Regions from separate parts of the Homo sapiens genome. Here region 2 is linked to region 1. A link is a loop called in an ENCODE intact Hi-C map of the cell type or tissue named here. Cell type or tissue: PC-9. All regions are shown on one strand. Links, peaks and the distances in the headings refer to the core of each region. The heading gives the core; the rest is flanking DNA.

Region 1 (5,293 bases), core at 530-4,529:
TTACTACCCCTAGAAAAGTTCAATGTTTTTTCATCATTAACACCTGGCTTTTTCCCCTGTAACCCCACTTCTCCAAACCTACTTCGTCTCAGAGATTATGGAAAGCTGAGAGAAAGATCTTTTTTTTGGGTTGGTTGGTTAAGTTACTTGCCAACAAAAGAGAAGGGCACATTTTTGCTGTTGGCACAGAGGCATGCTTCTGAGTCCCCTGCAGTCAAAAGCACTTCCCAAAGTAAAAGGGCATTAGTTTGCAGACTAGCTTGTGTTACTGGAGGGGCTATTTCCATGTGGGCTCTATCCTTTTGCAGGGTCTGTTGGATCCAGGATATAAAACTATGGCCATAATTCTGCCTTCAAAAAGTTAATTGCTTACTACTTCGTGTAACCAGGTAGCAAGTGTGGCAGGCAGCGTGACGACCTCTCAAAGATGTACATGTCTAATTCCCAGAAACTGGGAATGTGTTAAATTATGTGGCAAGGGGAGAAACGAATGTTCCAAATGGAATGAAGGTTGCTAATCAGCTGGCCTTAATATGGGGAGCGTGTCCTGGATTTTCCAGATGGGCCCAATGTAATCACAAGGGTCCTAAAATGTGGAAGAGGGAGGATGAAGAGTGAGTGTCAGAGTGATGCAGAGTGAGCAAAGGCTCACCCAGTCCTTGTTGGCTTTGAAGATTGAATGGGGCCATGAGCCAAGGAACACTGGTGGCCTCTAGAAGCTGAATAGGAGAGAAAAATAGTTCTCCCTGAGAGCCTCGGGAAGGAATGTAGCCCTGCCAATACCTGGATTTTAGCCTGGTTTTGGACTTCTAACCTCCAGAACTGTAAGATAATAAATTTTTATTGTTGTAAGCCACCAAATTAGTGGTAATTTTTGTCAATAGAAATTTAATACCTTCTAGTAGCCATGGGACTGATGGGTGAGAGGCAGAAGCCGGGTACAAAATACAGGTACAGACAGATGCATGATCACATGGAAGGAATTTAAAATCAGGCCAAGGGAAGCCTATTCAAAAACATATTCTTATGTCTGCCCAGGCTTCATCTTCTTCCAGGAGACACACTGGACTATGCCTCATACGTGGATATGGTCGTGGCATCACTGTGATTTTCATCTCCCTGGCGACAGGGTCCCTCTGCTGTGGTCCTGGGTAGCACCTCCCTTTCTTGCTGTTCTACTCTCACAGAGCAGGTAGGGTTGGCCTGGGCTGGTTTGGGGCCAGGCTCTCCAAGGCTCTTTTGACACAAGAACTGCTTCTCTGGTTTTCCAAGCTCAGAACATGGGCCCTGCACCACCTCAGCTCCTTGTGCCCCTACATCTTAAGCGAGCTCAGAGGTATATGCACTGCAAAGTACACCTGTCACTCAGCCCCACTCAAAGCACAATTTAAAGCAAAACCCACCTCTACAATGGAGGAAGCGTCGGTTACTAATTCCTTTATTCCCAGCCATCATTCAAGACATCTGCAAACCAACTCCCTGAATTTAGGTCCAACCTCGGGGTTATTCTTAACCATCTTCCAGGGAGCAATCTCAGCTCCTCCCCATAGACTCTGGATGACATCGAAGCCACAGTGCCTCCTAGTGGCCAGTAGGCCAGAACAGCACAAATGTGCTCTCTTTTGCCAGGACACAGGGACTTGAGCTTTATTTCACTGAGTACAAGGGATATAGGATATTATGATTAGTTGGTGTTAAAAGGCCAACAAATAATATTAGTGCTATGGGGTAGGACAGAAACACCCCAGACATTGACAATGCAGTCAGAAAGGTGGAAACATAATGTCAGTTTTAATACTGATAAGCAGCAGGTCTCATTGTGAAACTCGATGGGCTGGCTAACATGATGCTGAAACAGAATTTAACCCATTCCCTATCCCCTCCAAACTGCAGGCCACCCTGCATGGAAGAGAGAGTTCCTCACTGATCTTAGCACATGTTGAAAATAATCTACTTTTCTCTAGGGAACCAGGAGGAAAACGGGAAAATAAGGAGAGACTAAACTAAAATGAAGAGAGGAAATAGTATAACTGATTTCCCTTCTGTAGAGAAGATTTGGCAAGGAATAGGAAGATTAAAACAGGATTATTACTTTCGGGGTGCCCCACAAAATGGGGTGTGTTGTCCCAGGAGATTGGCTTTAAACGGGGTAAAACAATAGCCACATATCAGTTACTCCCTCTAATTTTGACCATTGCCCCAGGAAATACTCATAAAACAGCACAAATCCACCCCCAGAACTCAGTAATTAAATTAATTTGAAGCCCAATCTGTACTATTTGACCAGATCTCAGCATTCTCTTGATTGTCTTTCCCATCTTGCCATATGGTCCAATGGAACACAGAGGTTATGTGATAGAAATAAATAACAGTAGAAGAATACTCTAAAAACAACATGCCCCAAACAAAGATATGTCTCAATTGGATTATGAATGGTCTTGATAAGTTTTTTTAAAGTATTTGATATCAGAGTTTAACATCTCTATACCATTTAAGTTGAATATTAGACAAATCACAAAGAATCTAACATTAAAATACAAGGAAAATTAGAATTCCAGGTAAAGTTATTTTCACCTTAATCCCAATAATTAAGGATAATGGCACTCACTCTTTCTGTTGTTATCTACATAGTTGGAAAAAAAATATCAAAAACAACATTAAAAATTTTAGTTAAAGTCCTAAAAAAATAATAATAATTTGGCTGGAATGTTGGTGAGGGCAAGAGCTCCGGGAGGTGAGCACAGCAGTCCATTTGCCCTAGCGGGCATTTGCAGATCCTGACTCAGCACTCAGGAAGCTGACTCACAGGCCACGGGGGTAAAGGCAAAGCCCAGAACATACCGAACGTGTCATTGCCAAATTCCACTAGTAACAATAAGCCAGAGACAAACCTGTTCTCCAGATGCTCCAGGACACCTCAAGCCTTAAACTGTGATTCAGGGAGCCTGACTGTTTATATCTACATGCACTTTCAGAAGCACAGAAAAATGATCTCTGCAGAAAAATATCCATCCTACCCCCAAAATTATTTCTACAACTATAGTGTTTGGCAAAGTGTCAAACATCATCAGATTGGTAAGGAGAAATACAAATGCCATGAAAACTCAAGCACCATAACTGAGAAGCAGCACAAAAAGAAAATCACAAAAATATCCTATGAAGATCTTAGAGGTGAAAATGATCAGACAGACTCTGAAACAACTGTGTGTCCTATATTCAAATAATAAAAAGTGATCTCAGAAAATGTTATGAGGGAGTTATTAACTATAACTAACATAGCAGATTGGGAAAAGAAAAAAATAGAAATTTTGACAAGGAGATGGTGAGTGAGTGGTCATTTTAATCCATCACATCAGTGAGGTTTTATTACAGGAATAAAGGACAGGGAGATGTGCAATGAACAAATGGAAATAAAGCCTGACTTGCCATCAGGTATTAGATTGGATAAGGAGGGGAGGGAAGTCAGGAGGGGCAAATGGACAGTGACAGTGCTTTCAGACAATTTCCAGTATGCTGCTTTTTAAGTAATTCTAACCAATACTTCAGAAAGATTTCTAGTATTAGAGAGTTTAGGCAGAAGTAGAGTAATGAATATGGAGCTAGACACACAGAGTGTATATTATCAGAGAGGGCAATTGATTGCTTCAGAAGTTCTTACAAGGAATATTTCAATCCACTAAGGAACTTTTAATATACAAGGCAGACACGTAGAAATGTCCTCTGAACTGACTGGTCCAGGTCTAGATATATTCTTGGGCTGGGATGATTACATAGAAGAGTTAGAGAGTTCAGGAGAAGTAGAATTCATGTGGAGCTAAGATTTGCACCTGGTTGCCGGGGTATCCATTTGTGTGCATTTCTTTGAACTGGAAAAAGGGCTGAATAACATACCTGAAATTATAATCACTATCATTAACAACATCATTATTAGCATACTTTACCAAAAATAAAACAGAAGGAAAAAGATTTCCAAACACATACTGTGTGTTGAGACTTTGCTAGACAGCCGGGGTGTCACTAAGGGTAACAAGTCATTCACATGCTGACAACTACATAAGGGGAGCCTGCTGTTTGCTGCTTGGTATAATCACTATCTGTATTATTAAGTTTATTGTACATGTTTCATGATCACATACTTTTATGGGAGATAAACCATCACTACCCCTGAGGACTCAATCTCTGATAAGTCACTTTAGGTTTCTTGAGTTGTCCCCAAGAAGTGTTTCAAATCCCTGAGACACATTTTCAAGCAACAATTATAGCGCTCATGTTGTAAGAAATAGTTCATTTCCTCCCACTATATGAATCCTAGCTATATCTGAAAACTCACTTCTTTCCTGGGAGGATGAGGAATAAGGAAAGGCTGCTGTGAGCTGAGTAGAGAGGAGAGAGTCCTGCGGTTTTCTGCACAGGAGGGAAGTGTCTCTGCTACACTGTGTCTAAGCTGCTGGCACAGAGATACACGGCCGAGTCCCCAAGCTCTGCAGGCTGGATCTTGAGAGTGGAGTCTACTCCTTTGAGCCTCTCTGCAGAAAATCGATCCTTAGGCAACTGTGAATCGTCTACTGCTTCCTCATTCTCATATCGAATCAGAAGCTCCGGGCCCTGTCCCAAGTTCTGCAGGTACCAGTAAAGGGTATTGTGGCCAGAAATAGGATTGCACCAAAAAGCCACAGGCTGTTTTTTCTCTATAATCTTATATCTGGGAGACTGAACCACTCCAGCTTCTATGAGTTCTGTGGGGGAAAAAGAATTTTAAAATAGAAGGAAATGACTAGAATAATCACTGGGAGATTATGTGAGGATCATGGTGTTCCTAGGACTCACCTTCCACCAGGAGACAGAAGGCCACCCAGCAGAGGAGCCTGGTACCCATGGCAGGGTCAGGGCAGGATGGAAGCTTTGCCAGATCAGGGTCACTGTGAGCAGGAGCAGAGGAAGTGGGATGTTGCTGTCCTTACAGAGAAGTTCCTACAGTGACATCATTGTCTCCACAAATGCTTAAGTTCTTAGAAAACAGTTGTTGTAAACTAAAACAGAGCTAAAAGTTTGTTTAATGTATTCATAGACTGGAAGTTCATCCAAGCGTCCTCACTCACATATTCAGGGCTTGGGGGATTAGATCTGTCACTACATCTCTAGGCCTATCCTGTGCTAGATGTTTCTACGTGGAAGTCTCAAAGGCAACTCAAAATAGATATATCAATTAGTGACCTCTTGATTTTATGTGTAATTTTCCTTCTCTTTGGGTATTTCTTTTCTACCAGGTCCTCCATGCTCCCAGTCCTCTAGG
Region 2 (5,293 bases), core at 735-4,734, 120 kb after region 1:
AGCTCTGTATAAATGGACATTAATTTATTCATTTCACAAACATCGAGTAGTATCAATTATATACCTGAATTTTCCTCTGAATGTAAAGGAAACAGAATGATATACTGCAGTGGCCAGGGAATGTCAGGGTAAGAAGCAAAGAGGAAGGTAGATGTGAGTCAGTCCTTGATAGATGAGGAGTGTCTGGCCCTGTTTGGGGAGAATACAGTTTGTTGCAGACTGTGGAAATAGCACAGATACACAGGATGTAAAAGCCTGTAAAAGCTCTAGAGCCTGTGATTTCCTAACCTGCCGTATTTCCTGCACAACTACACTTCCCTTTCCCTGCACAGATGAACTTTAGAAGACATCGGGCCCGGGAAAGTGGGGTGAGCTAGGTCAGAGGCTCTGGAAGCCTCAAACGTCTCCATTCCTTGTACCATCTGGCAGTATGTCATTTTTTACCCCCACTCTTGGCAAATGCTAATTTTTTAAAATAATGTTTTTAAAGTAATCATTTATTTTGTCATTTTTGTAACACACAGCGCTGTCAATCAGGGTTTTTAATCAGCATGAGATGAGCCCATAAGTTAATTTCACAGAACTTTAATATAATTCCATCTCAGCAAAGACATGAGTCAATTTCCTTATTATGTATAGCTTGGGTCATGTGCATAATTTCCTTTCACTTTCAAAAAATATTAAAAAGAAATTGAGGACCTTGATATTATCCTTGAAAACCTTAGGTTAGGGACTGCCACCCTAGCCAGTTCTCACCTCCTAACCTCTTTGTCTCTCTTACCATCTATGATCCCTTGACTCCCCTGGAGCTGTTCTGTCCAAAGATTCTAAAGATAAATTGAAATTACCAGATGATTTTATTATTTCTTACATGATCTATCTGTAGTCCAGCCCAGAACAGCAGCTCTGGACAATTTTGTTTTGCATTTGTCTCTTTAAACCTGTTTATTGATTCACTGATTCAAAACATGTGATTTTTAATATCTTCCTTGTCAGATATACAATGTTAGGATTAATGGATAAAATGTCAAAAGTGAGGAAGTCAAGAAAGTGAGAAGCAAAACCAATGAAAAATGGTCTGTGTGATGAGTAGCCATTAGGAATGATGACAAGATTAGTAGCAGACAGAAGGACTGAATGAGAAGAGAGTTCTGAAGGGAAAGAAGCAAGTGCAGCAAAGAAGGGTGCTGTTCTAATGTCATGTGTGTAAAGGAGCTGGGCTTCAAAGGAGGAAGGAAAATGATCTGGAGGCAACAGAGAGAAGCCCAAAGAGCAAGGAAGACACCAAAACAATATATAAACACAGAGTAGGTCTCTCGATGTACATTAAAGGATACCCCGAATTTCATTCTGCATCATTCTGATCTTGAAAGTCTCAGTCTTTGAATAACAAAAATAGGACAGTGACAAGCGAAACCAGGGCCTCTATCGAAGAACTCGGGTAAACCCAAATTGTCTTGGGCATGCAAAATACAGGCACATTTTGCAACAATTGCCGATGATACACTGATAGGGGTTGAGAAATCATCAGTATGTAAATACTACTATAGAAGAAAGACATTATAACTCTTCATAATAAATTGCAAGTGCTGTGTAGAAATGTGTATCATAAACCAGAAGAAAAAAAATACAGATTTGGCTGTTCAGGACACAGCATCAGGGAGGAAAGAGGGCCAAGTAAGACTGGCCAGGCCTGTGTATGTTTTTTAACTTTATTTATTTATTTTTTGTGTGTGATTTGGGGTCTTACTCTGTTGCGATGATCATGGCTCACTCCAGCCTCGAACTTCAGGGCTCAAGCAACCCTCTCAACTCAGCCTCCTGAGTAGCTAAGACTGCCATACCAGGCTAATTTTTAAAATATATATATATTTTAGAGACAAAATCTCACTGTTTCCCAGCCTAGTCTTGAACTCCCCACCTCAAGCATTCCTCCCGCCTCAGCCTCCCAAAGTGCTGAGATTACAGGCATGAGCCACCACACCAGGCCCTGTGTGCTTTTAGACACCCTGTGTATATTCATATTGATAGTTCCAGAACAGGCAGTGGAGGAGATCTCATCAGTGTCCTGTGAGTGCACACAGACCTTTAGCTAGCACCTGGCTTGCTTTATGCAAGATAGAAACAAATGGATCCCTGTAGGCCAAGAGGGGTAGCTTACTTCTAATGTATTAAACTGCCTGTATTATCCACACTGAAGATCTCTTTAAGTTTAATGTAAAAATCCGTATATAAATGGTAAATTGAAATTAGCATTATAAAGGAATGTCCACAATCATAGAAAAGAACTTTCATTTACAATAAAGAGTACTTGTAGGGGAAATTTCTGTTCATGGCTTAGAGTGAGAAGGGAATGAAGTGGGCAGAGTAGTTCACAAGACATAGCCATTCTCAAGAGCTCCCACTGTTTGGATGGGAGTGTCAAATACAGGAAGGCAGGGAAACCTACGGTGTGGGTAATTAAGGTTTATCCTACCTGTGTGTGAGTTATGACCCCATACACAATTTGTGAGAAATTTGCAAAATGCATTTTCGACATTATCTCCTACACAAGATTTTGTATGTTGATATTGTATCATCTTATGTCTTTGCCATGCCCCAAACCCACTTAATTATTCTTGTGGGGAGGGTGAGGCAGGAAAGACTTTGCTCAGGACTGCTGGGAGCTGTGAGGAAAAGAGGAAGCACCAGAGTTTCTGCACAGGGAGGGGGAGATTCTGCAGCGCTGTGGCTAAGCGACTTGCACAGACATACACGGCCGAGTCCCCCTGCTCTGCAGGCTGGATCTTCAGAGTAGAGAATGATCCATCAGGCCTCTCAGCTGAGAATCGCTCTGTGGGCATACCTGCATTATCTATAATAGATCAGCTCCGGAAGTAACTCAGCAATTCCAGTCCCTGCACGAAGGTATCTCTGTACCAGAAAAGGAAATTGTGGCCAAAAATTGGCTCACATCTCAGAGTCACTGTTTGTCCCATTTCTGTCACCTCATGCTTGGGTGACTGGATAATGCCAGCATCTGTGCATGCTATAAAAGAACGCAAAATTAGGAAACAGAATAAGGAAAATACAGGAAGTCATCTATACAGAGGCCCAGCATGAGGATGATAAATACATGAGGACTCACTCGCTACCAGGATACAAAGGGACACACAGAGGGTCCAGGAGTCCATGGCAGAGTGAGAACAGATGTGGCACATTCCAGACCAGCGCCCTTATGAACATAAGCAAGAAAAGATACTTTGGGACATTTTACCCCCACAAGATGCATCTGTTAGTGACAACACTGAATGGCCCACCACCCCCAACTTGAAAGCTCCTTTAAGCGGAGGCTACATTTTTGGGAGATGAATCAGGCAGACTACATTTTTGGGAGATGAATCAGGCAGGACTGAAGTCAACTATAATTGATCTGAGATACAGATGCACACTTGCAGAGGATCCCTGTAGATTTGCTTTGATATTATCAATTCATAGCACCTTCTCCATAACATGCCTTACCTAGGAGCCTGCCAACTATATCCATCTGCACCTCAAACTCCAAGTATTTAAAGATGAACTCATTGCCTTATTGCAAGCCAGCTTCTCTGCAAACTCTCCTCTTCCTCTCACTGGTGACTCTGTGCTCCTAGTTCTTCAAATGCCTTTAAATGAGTTAGAAGTTAGCATCTGAGTTACCCAGGAAGAGCAAGCATGTCAACCGCGTTGTTAAAGATACAGGAGCTGAATCAGTGTCCCGGAAGCTCATTAGATTTCAAAGCTCTTCTTTGCAGTGAAGGGTCTCTCCGAGTTTATTGATCCTTGAACTCTATTGAGTTTGCAAAGCCCAGAGCACAGAATCTCTCACATTCTCTATCCACACAATAAATCAGAAACAAGATTGTCTTTCTCACAAAGATTTGGAAATTAAATGTTCCAGAGTTGATTTACATCTTATTCTTACCTCTAGCAAAGCTCAGCATTTCTTAATCTTTACACCTGGTCTTTTTCTTATAAAAGAATCTTACATCTCACTAACTGACTTCCTCTCGGGGTGTAGAGTATAGAGAACTGAGAGAACCTCTGCTCTATGAATTGGTCAACTAGGTTATTTGCTAACAAAGAAGAAGGAGCAGTTTAAGGCCACATTTTCGCTGTTGGCACAGAGGCATACAGCTGAGTCCCCTGCGCCCCAGGGGACTTGCCCATCCTAAGGAGCAAATAGTTTACAGATGAGCTTGTGTGACCTGAGGTGTCTGTTTCCTTGTGGGTTCCATCCCTTTGTTGTGTGTGTTAGATCCAGAATGTAAAACGGTAGTCATCAATCAGTTTTTAAGGTGACCAACACGTTTTCCTCCCTATTACCAGGTGCCTAGGTTTGGTAGTCAGAACAATGCCCCTTCAACCATGCCCAGGCCTAATCCCTGGAATGTGTTAAATTACCTGATAAAGGGGAATTAATGTTCCAAGTGAAGTGAGCTTGCCAATCAGCTGACCTTAATATAGGGGCCCAATGTAATCACAATGGTCCTAAAATGTGGAAGAGGGAGGATGAAAAGTGAGCATCAGAGTATGCAGAGTGAGCAAAGTCTCAGCCAGTCCTTGCTGGCTTTGAAGATTGAATGGGGCCATGAGCCAAGGAGCACTGGTGGCCTCTAGAAGCTGAAAAGGAGAGAAAAACAGTTCTTCCCTAGAGCCTCAGGAAGGAATGCAGCCCTGCCAACGCTTGGATTTTAGCCCAGTAACATCCATTTTGGACTTCTGACCTCCAGAACTGTAAGGTAATACTTGTGTGGTTGTAAGCCACCAAGTTAGTGGTAATTCGTTACAGCAGCAATAGAAATTGAATACCTTATAGTAGCCATGGGACTCATGAGAGAGAGAGGCAGAAGCCGGATACAAAATACTGGTAGAGTCAGATGCACGATCACGTGGAAAAACGAAATCAACCCAGGCAAAACAAACAAAACTTTTATATGCCCAGACCCCACCTTCTTCCAGGGACACAGAGGCATCTGGAGTAATAGAGTTAGAACTAGACTGCGGCATTTTCCCGCCCTGAGCAAAGGTTCTTGGGGGAGAAAATTCTGTCCTACTCCACCCTAAGCCTTGCTAATAAGTGTATATGCTGCTGGTACATCATTGTGATTGAAGCTGCCTGAGGACAGGCTCCCCCTGACATGGTCCAGGGTAGCGCCTCCATTTCTACCTGTTCTTCCCTCTACGTTCGACGGAACAGGTAGGGCTAGCCTCGGCCGGCTTGGGGCCAGGCTCTACAAGGCTCCTGTGACACAAACACTGCTTTTCTGCTTTC

What was found. A loop is a pair of places that touch in the nucleus more often than their neighbours do. Peaks named below come from ENCODE experiments on the same cell type or tissue, not always from the same donor. Only the 100,000 strongest peaks of a DNase experiment are listed, where the experiment ranks them.
Region 2: a loop joins it to region 1, with 10 times the contacts of the local background. A loop is called at or near these places in 1 of 110 quality-filtered maps.

What each region holds. Positions count from the first base shown.
Region 1 is chr7:142,554,464-142,559,756 of GRCh38, reverse strand. It overlaps TRB and TRBV11-3. Among named protein-coding and RNA genes, the nearest start is that of MIR11400, 83 kb to the right of the region's middle. In PC-9, for the core only: CTCF peaks have their summits at 1,382 and 1,588 (motif pointing left); a DNase peak (open chromatin) is centred at 2,846; H3K27ac peaks cover 2,903 bases.
Region 2 is chr7:142,438,763-142,444,055 of GRCh38, reverse strand. It overlaps TRB and the pseudogene TRBV12-2. Among named protein-coding and RNA genes, the nearest start is that of MIR11400, 33 kb to the left of the region's middle. RefSeq lists an enhancer at 2,712-3,911. In PC-9, for the core only: no CTCF peak of the experiment used is centred there; DNase peaks (open chromatin) are centred at 2,935, 3,365 and 4,195; H3K4me3 peaks cover 1,750 bases; H3K27ac peaks cover 3,685 bases.